Linked DNA regions of Homo sapiens: regions 2 and 3 are each linked to region 1. Evidence: chromatin contacts called from ENCODE Hi-C data. All regions are on one chromosome and are shown on one strand. The core of a region is the stretch at or near the end of the contact, and the rest is flanking DNA. Distances in the headings are between cores, read along the strand shown.

Region 1 (3,877 bases), core at 730-3,229:
TGATTTCTATATATTTGTAGTACAAGGAAGCATTTCTAAAGGACCTTGTTCATTGCTTTGCACAAAATGGCCACTTAATATTTGTTGAATGAATTGCTGGCACTATCTCTGGTATTTTAATTTTTATTTATTTATGTATTTATTTTTGATATGGAGTCTCGCTCTGTCACCCAGGCTGAAGTGCAGTGGCGTGATCTCGGCTCACTGCAACCTCCCGTGTTCAAGCGATTCTCTTGCCTCAGCCTCCCTAATTGCTGGGACCACAGGCATGCGCCACCAGGCCCGGCTAATTTTTTTGTATTTTTTTTTAGTACAGACGGGGTTTCACCATGTTGGCCAGGCTGGTCTCAAACTCCTGACCTCAAATGATCCGCCCACCTCGGCCTCCCAAAGTGTTGGAATTACAGGCGTGAGCCACTGTGCCCGGCCTATCTGTGGTATTTTTAGTGTGATGTCTAGAACTTCATATACTTTTTTGGATTACTTTTAATTGTAGGGCTGTATCCAAACTGATGAAATGTTCTCGCAGGTAACTATCTGGAGAAGTGAGTTCACTGATGTATTAAAAGAAATGACTGGCATGGAATAAGGATTAAAATATATTAATCCAAAACATTTAAAATTGCATTAATGTTATAATAGCCTAAAGCAAAACTAACGAATCACATAAAAAATCCCCCACGCTATTGTCCTTAGTAGTTTACATTGTGCTAGATACTTTCGCATGTATATGCATACAACTTCTATTCTGTTTTTAAACTTTGCATTACATATACATTCTTCCATATTATATGATCTTCATAAAAATAGTTACATGGCTGCATAAAAAACCATGCGGTTCCTGGACTATTATGCTATTCCCTCATTCCCCTTTTGTTATTAATGGAATATAGCAAAGAACATCTTCTGTACGATTATTTGTCAAGAATAGGGCCGGTGCGGTGGCTCAGGTCTGTAATCCCAGCACTTTGGGAGGCCGAGGCGGGCTGATCGCTTGAGGTCAGGAGTTCGTGACCAGCCTGGGCAACATGGGAAAACCTAAACGTCTCTACTAAACATGTCTCTACTAAAAATACAAAAATTAGTGGGGCGTAGTGGTGCACACTGTGGTCTCAGCTACTCCAGAGGCTCAGGTGGGAGGATCACCTGAGCCCCGGAAGTTGAGACTGCAGTGAGCCGTGTTCGCACCACTGCACTCCAGCCTGGGCGACAGAGGGAGACCCTGTCTAAAAACAAAAAAATAAAAAATAAATTTCTAGCAGTACAGTTACAATGTCAAAGGATAAGGTACACATTTTTTAAAAACTTTTCTCTTTCTCCTCCTGAGATAACGAAATACAGTAGCGTATGAACAACTCTTCATACATTACTCTCCAAGGTTTATCTTGTTAATCCTTTAAGACGTATCATCTCCCCATCCTTGGCTGCACCTGAAAAGAGCGGGAGTCGGCAGGTAACCTGATCTCCTCCACCAGGTGAGTCCCGGATGGAGGTGTCAACTACAAGACCAGGAGCAGAGCATTCCTGGGGTTTTGCTGGAACCATCGGCGTGGGAATGCTTTCTCTTCCCTCGCCCGAAAGACGCCAAGTTCCCGGCAGGCAGCGGACTCGGTTCTAACCTTCCTCGCCCCAGCCTCTCGGAGCGCCCTGCACGCAGTGGGCGTCTAATAAAATGCAGTTGGCCCTGCTTGGACAAAAGTTCTCCCTTAAGTGGCCCGGACAGTAAACCCCTCCAGGTGCCACAGAGCTGCCGCGCCCGCCGCCGCTTTGCTCCCTGCCTGCTCCCTCCCAGCGTTCCGCGTGGGACCCTCGGCGGCAGCTCACACCCTCCCTGACTGCCGGTGCCCGCCAGGGCACCCTGCGCGCGCCCGCCGGCCCCGCCCCGGCCCCGCCCCGCCCCGCCGGCCCCGCCTCCCGTCTCCTCCCCGCCCCCCGGAGCCGACGAGTGGCGGCGGCGGCCCCAGGTCCCGGGTCCCTCAGACAAGAGGGCGGGTGGAGGAGGAAGCGGCCGAGCCCAGAGTTCTGCTCCGGCGCCCCCGAGCACCGCCCGCTTCAGCCGACCAGCCCCGTCGGCTACTGGGCCTCGCCGAGACGAGAGGAGGGAAAGGCCTCGGCGGCCGCGAGGAGGCGGCGGGGGCGCGGGCGGAGGCGGCGCGGGCGGCCGCGGCTGCCGCTTTGTTGTGCGGCCCGGGCCGAGGAAGGAGAAGTGGGAGGAGGGGGGAGCTCGGCGTCCCGCTCCCTCCGCGGCTCATGGCGACGACTCTCGGCACATCCGGGACCCTCCGGCCGTGGCGGCCGAGGCGCCGGCTGCTCGGGCCCCAGCCCCGGCCGCTGTGGTGACTCCGCCGCGCCTCGCCGTCGCCCCCGTGCCGCCCGCCGCCCCCGCCGCCCCCGCCGCCGGGGACATGTCTAACCCCGGAGGCCGGAGGAACGGGCCCGTCAAGCTGCGCCTGACAGGTGAGGGGGGGCGGCGGGCCGGGCTGGGCAGCCGCGGGGTGGGCGAGCTGGCGGGGGGTGCCTGTGGCCTTGGGAAGGGCCAGGGTCGCGATCAATGATGAGTTGGGGGTCGGAGGAATGGGAAGGCCTAGTTCAGGGAGAGTAATTGGAAAACCACTTGCTCTGGTTTGGACATTGTTTAAAAAGCCGAGGATGACTCGGGGCGGGGGGTGGTGTTTTGTGGAGGGGAGAATACACCGGTTCGCATCGCAGGCGGATTTCAGGTCGGAAAGTCTTGGTCAAGGAGCCAGACGCTGCCTCCCGGGGCTCGGGGAACAGCCCCTGGGCTACCGCCCAGGTGAGATCGTGAAGGGGATGAAGAGCTCCCGTGGCGAGGATTATTGAATCCGGTTGCTGACTGCGCGCAGTAAACACTCCTTAAAGATGGAGCGCTTAACGGGAGGGTGTGCGTGTGTGTTCCCGGGTTGTTACCTTGCACACACCCAGTTATGCCCGCATGAAAAACCTTTACTCCCCGCCGCCGGCCACCGCTGCCCGGGCCACACACCTTAAACTCATGTCTCTGAGGTGAGGAGACAGGTTGACTTTTCCGGTGTGCCTGTCTGATCCGACGGCTTGGGCTCATTGTACACTGTGTTTTGGAAGTGTCTGATTGTAGGGTGGCATGTTTGGGGTTGTTCCTTTTAGGCCGCAGAACTTGTGTCTAACTTCTAACGCCAGACCTGCTTTAAAAACACACTTTTTTGGGGGGGGTGCATTGCTAAGTATGTGCTCATACAAACTTTCGAGCAAACTTTCTGTTACTCTCCCCACCCTCCCCATTCCTTTTTCGAAATGGAAAAGAATGTCCGGAGGGGTTGCCAGATAGAAGACTACACTTACAAAGTGTTTATGATTCCAGGTGCATGAAATCTTTAACATTACAGGTACGTTTTGCTTACAGTGCCATTTTTGGTATTCTTACATGGACATGCCACCCCCGTTTTAGGAGAACTTTTATTTGGTTTGTAAAGGAATTGGAATCACGGCGTTATCCTACCTTCACCATTTACCCCTGATAAATTGTCCACGTTTGTATTCGGGTGAGTGGTGAGAAAGATAATTTTCCGTAGAGGATTTGTGTGTGCGTGCACGTGTACGGATAAACTGTAATTATGTTTGCCCACACTAGACTTTGAGATTTATTTGGACTAATTTTGTAGTTAAATGCCTGTGTGTCACATCCCAGTCCACTGGCTGAACTTGCTGGATGAAAACTTGCAGTGAATTTGGTATTTGAGAATTTAGCTTGAATGTATGTTGGCTGCAATTTAAATAATATATTACTTTCATGGCAGTTTTCCTTTCCCTAGGGAAAATTGCAGGGAATCATTAACTGAGTGATTCTTAATGGAAAACCTGGATTGGAGGATACTTGTAT
Region 2 (3,877 bases), core at 845-3,344, 340 kb after region 1:
TAGTCCTTGTTCTTTGGAAATACACAGTGCTGACCAGACAGCCTCCCCCTGTCCCCTCTATGACCTCGCCCTCCACAAATGGGAAAACCAGACTACTTGGGAGCACCGCCTGTGAAATACCAACCTGAAGACACCGTTCATTCAGGCAACGCACAAAACAGAAAATGAAGGTGGAACAAGCACAGATGTTCTTCAACTGTTTTTGTCTACACTCTTTCTCTTTTCCTCTACCATGCTGAAGGCTGAAAGACAGGAAGATGGTGCCATCAGCAAATATTATTCTTAATTGAAAACTTGAAATGTGTATGTTTCTTACTAATTTTTAAAAATGTATTCCTTGCCAGGGCAGGCAAGGTGGCTCACGCCTGTAATCCCAGCACTTCAGGAGGCTGAGGTGGGCGGATCACCTGAGGTCAGGAGTTTGAGACCAGCCTGATGAAACCCTGTCTCTACTAAAAATACAAGAATTAGCCGGGCGTGGTGGCGCATGCCTGTAGTATCAGCTACTCAAGAGGCTGAGGTGAGATTATCGCTTGAACCCAGGAAACGGAGGTTGTAGTGAGCGGAGATCGCGCCACTGCACTCCAGCCTGAGTGACAGAGTGAGAATCCATCTCAAAAAAAACAAAAAACAAAATTGCTTGCTAAAGAAGTGGTCTCCTGAGGTCTTAAGACATTCCTGACAGTGTCTTGAGTGGGTGGGAGAGAGGCTGCTGTCATTGCGCTGTGGAATTTCACAGATGAGAACCACGCCTAGCCAAAATCACTTTTCCTGTTTGCCTCAGTGACACAGCTGCAGGGACCCTCGTGGATGTTGTATTAAATAAATTTGACCTTTGCTCTTTGCAGATCTGTGAAATGTTGTCTTCTGAGGGGCCACATGCATCTATAGTGCTGAGGACTCCTTGGGCCTCTGAAGTCACAGAGAGAACCGAGCAGGTCTATGTTTTTGTTTTGTTGTTTTGAGACGGAGATTCGCTCTTGTTGCCCGGGCTGGACTGCAGCGGCGCAACCTCTGCTCACTGCAACCTCCGCCTCCTGGGTTCAAGCAGTTCTCCTGTCTCAGCCTCCCGAGTAGCTGGGATTACAGGCACATGTCACCACGCCTGGCTAATTTTTGTATTTTTAGTAGAGATGGGGTTTCACCACGTTGGCCAGGCTGATCTCGAATGCCTGACCTTTGGTGATCTGCCCGCCTTGTCCTCATGTGTGCTCCACAGGCCTTTGGGTTGGGATTGCAGGCGTGAGCCACCATGCCCAGCCTAGACTCTTTTGACAATATGATGAAAGCTGTTGGTTCCTTTCCCCAACACACACACACCGAGTTGTATCACGAAAATGTCATACAATTTCCAGGTTTTCTGAGTGGTGGGCTCAGATTGAGGTCAAAGGATCAGACGACCTCTAACGACCTTCATGTCTCTGTTGATGATCTGGGGACAGCCAGATCCCCTGTGTCCAGGGAGTTCCTTAGTCCCTTGCCACCACCAGAGAAGGGCAATTGCCACGGGAGCTGCAAAGACCCTATTCCTACTCCTGGTGCCTTACTTATGCAGCACGACTGAATTTTTTGTTTTGTTTTGTTTTGTTGAGACAGGGGCTTGCTCTGTTGCCCAGGCTGGAGTGCAGTGGCACAACAATGGCTCACCGCAGCCTCGAACCCCTGGGCTCAAGCGATCCTCCCATCTCAGCTTCCTGGGTAGCTGGGACCAGAGGCGTGAGCCGCCATAGCTGGCTAATTTTTAATTTTTTTTTTGCAGAGATGAGGTTTCACCATGGTGCCCAGGCTGGTCTCGAACTTCTGGGCTCAAGTGATCCTCCCTCCTTGGCCTCGCAAAGTGCTGGGATTGCAGGCATGAGCCACCGCCCCCGGCCTGTGGAGCACACATGAGTTTAAAATTACTTTCCCTTCTGCCTATATTTCCGAGGAGGAAACTTCATGCGCAGGGATCTTTCTTAGTGGATTTAATGGCTAAAAGGTCTGTCTGAATCCAGGACGCTGGCTTTAGCCTTCCTCGGCAGCTGCCGTAACCCCGGTGTCTAAACCTGAAGCATCCCAGGAGCACCCACTCCAGGAGTTTTCTCGGCCGCGGAACTCATTAGTTAGAGCGCCCTCTTGTGTTCTCATGTGGTAATCGGTCACTGAAGGACTTAAAATGGTCCTTAGCCAACACACAGTAAAACTTTTCCCTCTTCTGACCCCAAGAGGTCAGCCACCCATTTCATGAGCATATACTGGTCGCCCCATCAGCGTTCTCTGATTGGCTAACTGAACCCACTCCCCGACCTAGACTCAAGACAGGCGAAGTGACGCTTAGGTCAACATTCACTCACTAAAGCAACGACTGTCGGGCGATTTTGTCTCCCGCTGGTTTTGGAATGGTGTCTGGAGACATTTTTGGTTGTCACAGCTGGGTGGGTGTGCTCCCGGCATCTGGTGGGTAGAAACCAAGCATGCTCCTAAACATCCTACAGGCACAGAACCGTCTCCCACGACCAAGCATGATCAAGTCCCAAATGCCAATAATGGCCAGGTTGAGAAACTCTGCACAGAAGCATCCAGTTATTTGTCTGTTTGCTCAACAAGCTTGTGCTCATCATGCTCTGTGTTCCTGACGCTGTGCTGGGTGTTGGCGGTGGGAAGATTACAAGAGTCACATGGCAGCTGTCCTCCTGGAAGGTACAACCCAGTAGAGATGCAGACTAACAGAGAGCCAATTACAAAGCAGTGTGACAAGCGTCATGGTGGAAAATTAAAAGCTCAAACAAGGGCACATGGGAGGGGCTTCCAACACAGACTTTGGGGGATCCAGGAAGGTCTAAGAGGAAAGTGGGTCTCACCAAAGCCTTGACCATAGGCAGAGGGTACCAGTGGAAAAGGTGGGGTGAAGAACATTGAGGACAAAAGGAAGAAGTGCAGGAAGGCCCTGAGGCAAGGGAGTGGGGGGTGCCCTGGAGGGATGGCAGCAGGGCAGTCTGTCAGACCCAAGTGGCCTCCAGCCCTAGAAGCCAATTAGTCCTCCTCAAAAAGCTGTCACTGTCCCCTAAGAATTGCTGCCAGGCTCCCACTGGCCTGACTCAGTCTTTGAGAGTCTTAAGGAGGAGGTCTCTGAAAGGTACACACCAAGAACTCTCCCCAGCACAGCTGTTTTTAAGACTCTCCACCAGCGTCATTGGCGTGTTGGGAAGAAACCCTCTGCCACAGAGGCCAGCTTCAGCCTTTGCCTAACACCGCAAGGGCAAATGGAAAGGTAAACGGGAAGGAGATGTCTCCCCAGCAGGCTATTTGAGGACAGTCTTCCCTGCAGAAGATCTCAACCTGGGGTCCACAGAGTGGAAATGTTAGAGTAGGGAGCTAGGCAAACATGAGCAGGACAGGTGAGGGCCCCCACAGGAATGTCAGGCTACCATCAGGTGATGGTCAGGTGGTTGTTAAACTGTCTCTGTAAAATAATAATTGGTTGCAGCCAGCTCCAAGCAAGGACAGTCTCTCAATAGATACAAAACACCCTGATCTGGTGATCAGCCGCTTCCCGATAAGATCTCAGGAGCTGGGCAAGCAGCCTGGAGCATGCGCACCAAGAGGCAAAATGGCGGAATTTAACCAGTATATGACCTACCTTCCTCTGGGAACGCACGACTGGTAAGGGGAAAAATGCCTCAAGTGAGCATGCGCGCAACTTCAGTAATCACACTGTGCATGCGACCCCTTCCAAGTGCTGGCAGGTCACCACATACGCGGACAGCCTGCTGCAAGGGAAGAATCAGGGGAGATGAGACGTAAATCCCAGAACTATGCCAAATACATAAAACCCCAAGTTAAGGGTCAGGCAGGGCACTTAGATCTCTCAAGTTGCCTGCCTGACCCAAGTGTAGTG
Region 3 (3,877 bases), core at 634-3,133, 300 kb before region 1:
GGCCTGGTCTGTGGCAGCAAGCACATTATTTCCATTCCCCAAATATGTTTAGGTCTCCCAAGAAAGCTGGGACTGGCGGTAATGAGCAAGTAAATAACTTGAAAAAGAACTGTAGATGCCCCAAGGAACCAACCAACATAATTTCCAGGGGGTGATTTTGTTTTTAGAAGAGCTGCTCCCCTCTGTTAGGGCCAGCCAAGTCACATTTTTGGACGTCCGTGGACTCTGATCACCACAGCCCTCCTCTTCCGTGAGCCTTCCTTACTCTCTCGAGTGCATTAGCTCATTTTTTTTCTTTTGCTGGTTGTCACCTTATTCCTGTTTTAGTTTTTAGCAGCTTAAAATACGACCTCTCAGGAATATTTGCAAGTGAAAATAACAATGGTCCTTACACTACCACAACATTTGGTGGTGGGAGTTCCGTTGCAGGTCTCAGCTATAACATAGTCATTTATGAGGGATCTTACAAATAGTGTGTAATGGTATTTATATTTGTGAGTGTTACACTTTCTCTATAGACTTAGAGCAGCTTTCAGGTTTATTTCAGTAATAATGTCTTTCTCACCTTCTCACATTGTGAAGTGTTTACCTGAGTCAGGGAGAGAGTTTAATGGGGTTATCTGTCGGGGTGCCATGAATGCTGATGATGGTCTGCAGGTTGTGAACATCAGCCCCATTGCTACAGGGGTGGACAGGTGGAAAAGCTCAGACTTGACAAACCACCTCTGCTAGATAGATGTGTCTTGGAAATCCAGAAATTACAGTGAATATTTTATGGAATGCCAGTGAGCAGACAGCATTTCCCACTTTCCTATCTTACCTTGAGGGTAAGACTTAAAGGTATTTTTTTTTCTTGTAATTTGAAGCCTAAATTCTTTGATTGTTTGATGTATGCAATATGATGTAAGGCACATTTTATACCCCTAGTCAGTGGTTTCCCTTGGATTCATTCTCCTACTTGATTGAACCCATTTAAGTCATTTTAGGAAATGGTGGTTTGCTATTAAAATTAATTGGAGAGAATACTTGGTCATTCTGTTAGCAAAAAGAGACTGATGGAGCATGGTGTTTTATGGATTCTGTTACAGGGCTTATTCCTCCTTGAATAATGTGCTTTAAAAATTATTGTCCATTCGATTACATTTTCTTTTATTTTCCTACAATGTAAGCACGGTTTTAGTCCTGTAGGTCAGCCTTTCTCACAAACTCTTTTGAACTAAGATTTGCCTAGGTGAATAAATTGGGGATGACGGTTGTCTGGAGAAGATATAAGGTCCATTTGTGAATACTCTGCACTATGAGACCAGGAGAAAAATCATCTAAGAAATCGTTCACTCTTGCTAAAAACTGAACTAAATTTTATATGATGCATTTATTCAGCAATCATAAGTGCTGTGCATAACTATTGTACATATTTTTGGACAATTTCTTAGGGTTCAGCTTAAAAATATAATTTGCCTACTGCAACTAAATTTTATGTACTGTGGTTAAATCTTTGTAGTTTTAGAAGATAATTTTCACTAAATAAATCCAAGCAGATTTTGCTCTGCAAATGCTGAATGAAGTATTGAACTAATAAAAAGGATTAATAATTTTCTACTGTCTAAATAATCTTAGAAATCAGTGAATTTGATTCATTTATGTCGTAGATCCTGATCCCGTTTACCTGTGGAGTTAATATCTCTCCAGTCAAGAGATTTTTCAGGCCTCAGACTTTTAATGGTGAGGGTTAAATAGAAGAATTTGGCGAGGATTACCCGTCGGTTCTTGTCCAGCTTGCTTTTTGAAGCACACATTCCCCTGATATGAATAATTTACATTTCAAGCCCTACGAGGGACAGAGGGCCGCGTTGCTCCCTCTAGGGAGCAGCAGTGCTAAAATCGAAGCAGGCAGCTGCGGGACCGCTATAGCCGGCCCTGCGCTCGGGCCCTTCCCGGGCAGGAAACGCGTCGCTGTCCCCGGCTGCGCCCAGGCCAGCGGGCACAGCAGCTGCGAACCGCCGGCGCACCACCTGTTTCCGCGCCCGGGGACTTCCCCGGCGGGGCTCAGAAGTGTGGGGTCGGTCGCTTGGCTTCCCCTGGCGTCGGCGACCCAGGGTAACCTCCTCCACTGCTGCGTGCCGTGCAGGCCTGCCTGTGTGAGAGCCACGTGTGCCGCGCTCTGGGCACAGCCTTGGAAAGTCAGGACCGCGACGGCAGCAGAGCAGTGAGTGGAATTAATTCTCAAGTAGAGCATTTAAAAAGTGCTTCATTGAAGAGTTTGAATCTCAGTCACTTTGTAGATTCGGATATCTAGAATGGCACCGTCCAATAGAAATATAATACAAGCCACCTATGTAAGCTTAATGTTTCTAGTAGTCGTATTAGCAAATGCATAAAGAAGCAGGTGGAGTTAATTTTAATAGTATATTCTATTTAATCCAGTGCATCCAAAATATTATTTCAATCAATATCAATGCTGAATATTTTATATCCTTTTTTTTTTTACCGTCTTCAAATTCCTGTATGTATGTTACACTTGCAGTACGTCTTACTTCCAACTGGCCACATTTTCAAGTGCTCAACAGCCCCATGTGGCTTGTGGCTACTGTATTGGACAGTGCAGCTCTAGAGCAGTACCCAACTCTAGTGTACCTGGAAAAATGTACCCGTGGTATTGAGTTACTAGGAGAGGAAGGCTTATTTCAGGAAAAGGTCATGTAAATCTTCTGTCAGTACAGCCGGTGCTGACATTCAAGCTGAAAGGGTGTATGTAGACACCGTTTAATGTCTACATTAAAGGCCTCTGGCTTCGGTGTTAACTTGTTTCTTTAAAAGCTTGATACTGTTCTCTGTTGCAGCTTGTTTTTTACCCTCCCGTCTTCATTTTCAAGGGCCTGGTATTGTCTTCAAATGCATTTCCATTTTTGGAAAGCGGAGTCGTAAAGCATTAATAATGTGGAGATTGTTTAGTCCATTTCATGCATGAGGACACAAGCCTGCAGCAGCCGAGTAAACTTGCGTGTCATGTAACCAATGGCAAAAATGGGATCAGATCCCAATTCTCCCTAATGCTGAGTTATTCGTTATTTTCACTGTGCTACATGACCTCATTGAAGTAAAATATCACCGGCGAGAACCTAACCATTTTTCCCCCAGGTTGTTTACAAGGGATTATACACGATTAAACTTTCAATTTCTTTTCTGTTCAAGTAGAGCCATCTGGGGTTGCTCAAAGTTGGAGAAATCAGTCTATGTACAGTTCTGCCTTAGTACCAAAAAAAGAGAGGTGCGATATTTATTTATTTATGAAATAGGGTCTCGCTCTGTTGCCCAGGCTGGAGTGCAGTGGCATGATCACGGCTCACTGGAGCCTCCACCTCCCATAGTCAAGTGGTCCTCCCACCTCAGCCTCCCAAGTAGCTGGGATTACAGGTGTGCACCACCATGCCCGGTGTATTTTTTTTATTTTTAATTTTTAGAGATGGGATTTTTTCCACATTGTCCAGGCTGGTCTGGAACTCCTGAGCTCAAGCAATCTGCCTGCCTTGGTCTCCCAAAGTGCTGGGATTACTGACGTGAGCCACCGTGCCCCGCCAAGAGTTGCAATATTTAGTAAAGCTCTTGCGACTAGTTGAGGCATTAAAAGAAAGCATTATGAAAAAAAATGTCTACTGGAAAATAGTTAAAACAAAATCTATTGGGGCAATATGTTCAAACTCACAGACTGCCATACTTAACCCAGTATTGATTTCATCCCACTGTTTTCTTTAGTGTCTGCTCATGGATCAGTTTTTTCTTCTTTACAACTGACCCACCCATGTAGTACACTACTGCTGGGCAGTCTGAGATCCATCCATCCTCAGATGCTGAACCGGTGGGTTCTCGGCACAGTGCT

What was found. Hi-C counts contacts between places; a loop is a spot of excess contacts on that map. Pooled maps may share reads with other maps.
Region 2: a loop to region 1 is called in a map of K562, with 2.1 times the contacts of the local background. The contact joins the enhancer-like site here to the promoter of SMURF2 in region 1. A Hi-C loop is called at or near these places in 1 of 168 maps with a recorded cell type or tissue (K562), 4 of 37 single-sample maps with no recorded cell type and 2 of 50 pooled maps.
Region 3: a loop to region 1 is called in a pooled map, with 3 times the contacts of the local background. The contact joins the enhancer-like site here to the promoter of SMURF2 in region 1. A Hi-C loop is called at or near these places in 1 of 168 maps with a recorded cell type or tissue (dorsolateral prefrontal cortex) and 8 of 50 pooled maps.

The regions. Positions count from the first base shown.
Region 1 is chr17:64,660,409-64,664,285 of GRCh38, reverse strand. SMURF2 (SMAD specific E3 ubiquitin protein ligase 2) reads left to right here and starts at 1,979. Exons shown (of 19, transcript NM_022739.4): 1 at 1,979-2,457. The coding sequence starts at 2,406. RefSeq lists an enhancer at 1,127-1,685 and silencers at 1,836-2,235, 2,286-2,485.
Region 2 is chr17:64,319,473-64,323,349 of GRCh38, reverse strand. It overlaps PECAM1 (platelet and endothelial cell adhesion molecule 1), which reads left to right. Exons shown (of 16, transcript NM_000442.5): 16 at 1-3,877. Among named protein-coding and RNA genes, the nearest start is that of TEX2, 58 kb to the right of the region's middle. RefSeq lists a silencer at 2,102-2,313. Within about 2 kb of position 2,094, at least 10 of the 41 ENCODE cell types and tissues checked have a DNase peak (open chromatin) inside an H3K27ac peak, as active enhancers do.
Region 3 is chr17:64,964,142-64,968,018 of GRCh38, reverse strand. It overlaps the pseudogene AMZ2P1. Among named protein-coding and RNA genes, the nearest start is that of LRRC37A3, 47 kb to the right of the region's middle. RefSeq lists a silencer at 1,783-1,946 and an enhancer at 2,166-2,215. Within about 2 kb of position 1,883, at least 8 of the 41 ENCODE cell types and tissues checked have a DNase peak (open chromatin) inside an H3K27ac peak, as active enhancers do; they include dorsolateral prefrontal cortex, where a contact is called at or near this core.